Linked DNA regions of Mus musculus: region 1 is linked to region 2. Evidence: chromatin loops called from intact Hi-C (ENCODE). Cell type or tissue: left cerebral cortex. All regions are shown on one strand. Each heading gives the region's core, and the rest is flanking DNA. Links, peaks and the distances in the headings are about the cores only.

Region 1 (2,922 bases), core at 159-2,658, 610 kb before region 2:
CAAAATATTTATAAAATAGAACATTTCTGAATGAAAATTATATTACCACGATTCTACTAGCTCCTGCCAAAGCACTTTGCATATTGAAGCTCACAGAAAAAGCTGATGGAAAACAAAACACAACCAGTAGTGTTTCTCCTCCCTGGGGTCCACCCAGGAACTGTTCCAACAGAAGCTTTGAGGACTTGGAGGAATTCTGATTGAAGCAGCAATTTTAAGACACACTAGAATTTGAAGTCTGCTCTTCAAGATCCCCCTTCACAAAACCACACGTTTGCAATCCCTGTACTTGAGAATTTGAGGTAGGACGATCATAAATCAAAGGTCATTTTCAGACATACAGCAAGTTTGAGGCCAAGCTATCTTATATAACAAAACAAGAGAAGAAAAATACCTTGCCTGTATTAAACGCCAGCCTTAATCGCAAAGCCCCATTATTTTTCTGTACTATGGCTTTTGAATTTATATGATCTTACTGGATTTTCTAAGATGTATTTATTACTAAATCTTCACATTAAAATTGAAATAAACTTTTTTAAGCAATAGGCTAACGTCACTTAATGAGGCATTTTAATTATTTTTGTTATGTGACTGGAAACTCAACTCCATATCATTGTGATCCCTTTGCCAGCCATAGGAAAAAAATGCTCAGCAGAAAAAAAATGTATGCAAAAGTTAAAGTCTTGCCGGGTGTGGTGGTGCCTGCTTTTAATCCCAGCACTCGGGAGGCAGAGGCAGGCAGATTTCTGAGTTCCAGGACAGCCTGGTCTACAAAGTGAGGTCCAGGACAGCCAGAGCTATACAGAGAAACCTTGTCAAAGAAAAAAAAAAAAGTTAAAGTCTTGTATGGAACATATTTCTTAGCATATTTTTGTTCTTATCATATTATTATCTCTGGAGCTTAATTGTTCCAATCATAAGGGAGTTGTTCGCAACGAAATATATTTTGAATCTCAAATGTCATTTATTTAAATATTTACTTACATCAAACACTGTATCCCTCCTGGTCCCCCCCTCACAGAGCCGGTCCCTACATCCCCCATCCCCATCTCCTCTGACGGGGTGGGTACCCCCCTGTGTTTCCCCACCCTGATGCATCATTCTCTGCCAGGGTAGGCACAATCCTCTCCCAATGAGTTTTTTTCACTCCATTGGGAATGGCAACTTTATTTATGTATGGTATCCTCCAGTTGGCCAGCAGAGGGAGTGAGGAGTACTTTGTAAAAAGCATCTTTCCTTTTAGCCGGGCCAGGTCAATGTCGCACAGATTAGCTTCGTTTAGAATCAGTGATTCTCCTCCCAACTGTGTGATGAAGAAGGCATTGCATCTCCTCTTTCTTCCAATTTTATGGACCAGTGTCTCCTCTGTACAGAACCTATTGGAAAGAGCAGTTCGCCATGAACTGTTCACGGCTTTCAAATCAGATTCATCAGTTCACAGTTTATCAATAATTTATTCACACATTCACACGTCCCTTCATTTGTTCACACAGATGGGTATTTAGCAAAGGCTTATGAGCCTGTAACTGTGCAATTAGAAATGAATCACGTTTGCAGGAGTGTGCAGGAAGATTAAGAAAAATAATAAAAGACTACAGAAATTCAAGGGGTTTGATATATCTTTTAGATGCCAGTTTGAAGTCAGCACCAGAATGATGCTAACAAGCCATTTAATTATCTGACTTCTCATTAGTGATAATTCATTAACAAGCCAATATTGTAGATGTCTGTTAATCACCTTCTGGATATGGCTCCCTCTGGAGGACCGTGAAATGAGCGCCTCAATCTATCAGAACAGCTTTCGATCCTTTCCCTTGCATTAGCTAAACAGCAAAGTGAGTTGACATAGCCACATTTGATCCTTGCAGTGGTCCTGCATGGAAATTTTACCTGGGTGAGTCTTCCACTAACTCTATAGAATAGGGAAGTTCGGGAGCTGGGAGCTGCTGAGTAAACGGAATTAGAATATACGTTCCTGATTTCTAATACAGTCTTTCAAGTACATTCCCACAAAGTCATGAACTAGAAACTTACTCCTAAAACTCATATTGATGGCACCTGGAGGTGGGGCCTCTGGGAGGTACTTAGAGTTAAATGAGGTATAGAACCTCTATGATAAGATTAGTGGTGTTATATAAGTCAAAGAGAAACTAGAACAAGGTCATCTCATTCTATCCTTACTGATGTCCTCTCTCATAGCATCTGAAAAGGGTTTGGAGCCTGAAAATTCGACAAAGGACTTCTTAGCTCTCAAAACTGTGAGAAACCTGTTTATTTTCTTTATAAATAAGACAGCCTGTGAGATTCTATTATAGTAGGAAAACGTAGACTGAGTCACCCAGCTCTTATCTATTAAGAGAGCCTTCCAATACTTAAAAATCATTTTTTTCTTATTCAATCTGATAGAGAGACTGATACCCTTGTCTCATTTAGTGTAGTTACAAACTTATTTTGCTTCCACAAGTACAGGGTATCTAGTATCTGGCTTGAAATTAACAGTGTTTAAAATGGAATATAAAAAGGTACTCACTCTATGATTTCAGGAATTAGACATATTCTGCTATGTTCAACCTTTCCTGATCAGTGTCATGTGACCCTGTAATGTGTAGAGCTGAAGATCTTTTCTGTAGTATGGTTGACATTCCCATATGTAGCCATGTTTACACTGCTTCTGTGGTGCAGTTTACTCAAAGACACCATAATACTCATTTCTGAAGCTCTTCTTTAAGCAGGGCAAGGAAATGGTTTCTGTGCCCTATACTTAATCTCTGAAGACTCTAGCTGTGAGGAGTGAACGACAATGGATGAGGTAGAGCCAATTGATTCAATTTAATTGCGGTTTCATTTGCCTTTCTCTAATCAATTCCTATGTAAACCTATTCCCATACTGTTGATTGCATGTTTGAAGAACAAAGTAAATTT
Region 2 (2,922 bases), core at 324-2,823:
ACAATAGTTTAACAATCTTGGAACCAGAGTCAGGTTGATAAATGTGAGTTGCTGCAAAATCTAGGAATTGTGTGCTGCTTCCAAGTGTGGGGAAGTGGGTGAAGCTGCCAGTATCATCTAAGGGCCTCTGGCTAAAATGATGGTAGATATGAGGATTGTCTTATTCTTTTAACTTTCTCCTCTCCTGCTCTGCTACTAGGTTCAAATACTTCATCTTTGTTCTGCTTATGAGGTTGCTTCCTTAAATAACTAAGGCAACAGGTGATCCTCCTGCCTCAGAGGGTTGGGATTAGAAGTAGAGTGCCAAAACTACATGAAATTACTTTTAAACTACCAACTGTATTGTCTATGGTGCTATTTATTTTGTGTAAAAAAAAATAAAAACAAAAATAATCTGTCCTACAGTTTATTGGGGTTATTACCTGTTAATTAGGGTTTATTCTTGCTATATTTTCCAATTTTTTTTGAACTCACATGCTTCTTAATAAAACCAACTGGTTTTTTTTTCCTCTATGGAACTCTTTGGGGGAACTCTTGAGCCCACAAAGTCAATTTTCCCATGCAATAGACTGTTCCTATATTTTAAATTTTGAATTGTTTTGGTTTTCTGGGTGGTCCTAAGATTAACTTTGGAAACTGGGGCAATGCACTTGTCACTGCAACAGACCTTCTAGTGTTCTGCCTTTCAGCTCCAAGAGAAGCATTCCTGGGACTTAGAGACATTTTTGCTTCTGAAGACAAACTCACCTCCCCCTTATTTCTGCCTCTGTCACTCTGATGCCCATTATGGTTTATTTTTATATTTCAGTGTCTTGAAACTATCTTATATGTAAAATAGCAATATATGTGGTAATGACACATAACTTCTTTAATATCCCCATTAGCGTGTATACTCTATGGAGGCAGCTATACAATATCTGTCTTATTGGCAACTGTGGTATCCCTGGCTATAGCCATGTCTGCACATATAGATCAATTCATATGTACACTCTGTAACCCATAGATTCCTAGCAAGGTATGCAACATTTATAATAGTCAGCCACTCCATTGCAGTTTTTTTATGTGGAATTATTTTGGGATTCTCTTATGCAAACAGCACCCAAACATTTAGTTTCCTTTAAATATTGATTTAAAAGAACTGTGGTGTGTGCACGCACACACATGCAATTGCATGCGTACTTGTGAACATGTGGAGCTCAGAGTAGTACTCGTGGGAGTCAGTTCACTTCTGCCACCTTGTGGGATCAGTGGATTGAACTCAGGTCGTGGCCAGGCTATGCAACACACACATCTACCCTCTAAAGTTGCCATGCCAGTTTCAAATATGAACTTTTCAAACACTCATTTCTACTATTTCCTTAGGAAAGAAGCAAACAAATTACTGATAATTCAGAAACCAAATTTAGGGCTTTGGTTTTTATTCCACTTTCTAGCTTGCTTCTTGTCTTCCTTTTTTTCTAAACAGCAATTATTTTACTTAAATTCATGTCTAAGAATAGCTCGTTGAACACAGCAGCTTGAGAGCTAGCCCAGAAGAAGGGCAGGGAGGTGTTGATTCTTGACAAACAGCAATTGGACACGTAATTAGAGGTGCTGGCTGGGTTAGCCTTGCCCCGTGAAGCCACCTCAGAGATCAGTACTAAATAAAATGGACTTGCTGATAATGCTAAGCTAAAAATTAAGGGTTGAGTTTCATCAAACATTTATCTAGTGCCCCCTAATGGCAACGTCCAGTGCTAGATGCTGGAGGAATGTAAAGAACAAGCTGAAATAGAGGTCTTTGCTTAAATGTGCACAGTGGGAAGAAAGGTATAACAGGATCTGTTTACACAAACATGATATCCACAGCCTAAATATGTTAGCATGACAAACAAGCCAGAGAAGGGCATGGACATTTAACCTGTGTTGGGGCCAGGGGAGCTTTCTCCACTTAATGTAGGCTGAGCTTAGCAGGGGTGTTGTGCCACTTACTAGTTTGTTCTTTCAAACTCATTTCTAATGCTCCCCTTTTCTAATCCCTGTCTCATCAATGCTGTCTCAAGGGCTCCCCACAAGGAGAGGAGTGAGGAAAAGAGCCATTTCTTCCAGTCTCTTCTGCCTGGACAGCCTCAGAGGCCTTAGTTTTGCTTCTTCCATGGCTCAAACTCTAGCCAAACCTAAGTGCTGTGAATGCAGCTTCAATCCAGGTGTCCTGGCCCAAGGATTTTGGTGATGCCTGTGTCCCTCCAGCTTTGGAAAATTGCAGGCTTCCACTGGAGGTTTGTCTGCTCTTTGCTGCCTTATTTCCTCTCCTGTTACTCAAGCAACAAATCCCCCGTGACTAATCACTTCCGTGTAAATTACCTAGAGACATTTTCTGCTTTTTGATTTCACCCTGACTGACATGAGAGACAGACCATCCCTAAGGAGACAGAACAGCACAGTTTGTGGCCTGTAAAGAAAAGAGGAGGCAGAGTACTTAATTTAGGAGGTTAAAGGCAGGCTAAAAATAGTCAAGGCTCCTATGCATTCTGAAACTGGGCTAATTAGCACCGCCATTCTAACCCTGCTAAAAGGCAAAGGATGGTTTAGTGTTTGTAGACCAAATATAAGGAACAACATGTATCCAGTGAGATTTCAATTATGTAGGCAAGCCAAGTGCCTGGAAATTTTGGATCTCGTCTGAGTTTCTTTCTTCCACGAATTTCCAACCAACTATTGACCCTTTTGGGAATCACCTGCCCACTGTGAATGACAAAGCTGGAAGAGGTAAGTTTCCCCTCTCCTTATATGGAGGAAGCCACTGCAGATTGTGGATGGTGAGGTAATTAGCCCAAGGTCACACATCTGGCACTGCCAGATGTGGAAGCCCCTTCTCCAGTTCCAAATGCAAAGCCCTTTTCATCCAACCCTAGGAGCCCTTAGCATGCCCCAGGTTCTGTC

Evidence for each region. A loop is a pair of places that touch in the nucleus more often than their neighbours do. Peaks named below come from ENCODE experiments on the same cell type or tissue, not always from the same donor. Only the 100,000 strongest peaks of a DNase experiment are listed, where the experiment ranks them.
Region 1: a loop joins it to region 2, with 4 times the contacts of the local background. A loop is called at or near these places in 3 of 42 quality-filtered maps.

Annotation. Positions count from the first base shown.
Region 1 is chr19:49,538,459-49,541,380 of GRCm38, forward strand. No RefSeq gene overlaps it. Among named protein-coding and RNA genes, the nearest start is that of Gm26629, 1.1 Mb to the right of the region's middle. In left cerebral cortex, for the core only: CTCF peaks have their summits at 1,208 (motif pointing right) and 1,751 (motif pointing left); DNase peaks (open chromatin) are centred at 1,217 and 1,778; H3K4me3 peaks cover 362 bases.
Region 2 is chr19:50,144,402-50,147,323 of GRCm38, forward strand. It overlaps a transcript of Sorcs1 not described here. Among named protein-coding and RNA genes, the nearest start is that of Gm26629, 530 kb to the right of the region's middle. In left cerebral cortex, for the core only: a CTCF peak has its summit at 1,722 (motif pointing left); a DNase peak (open chromatin) is centred at 1,710.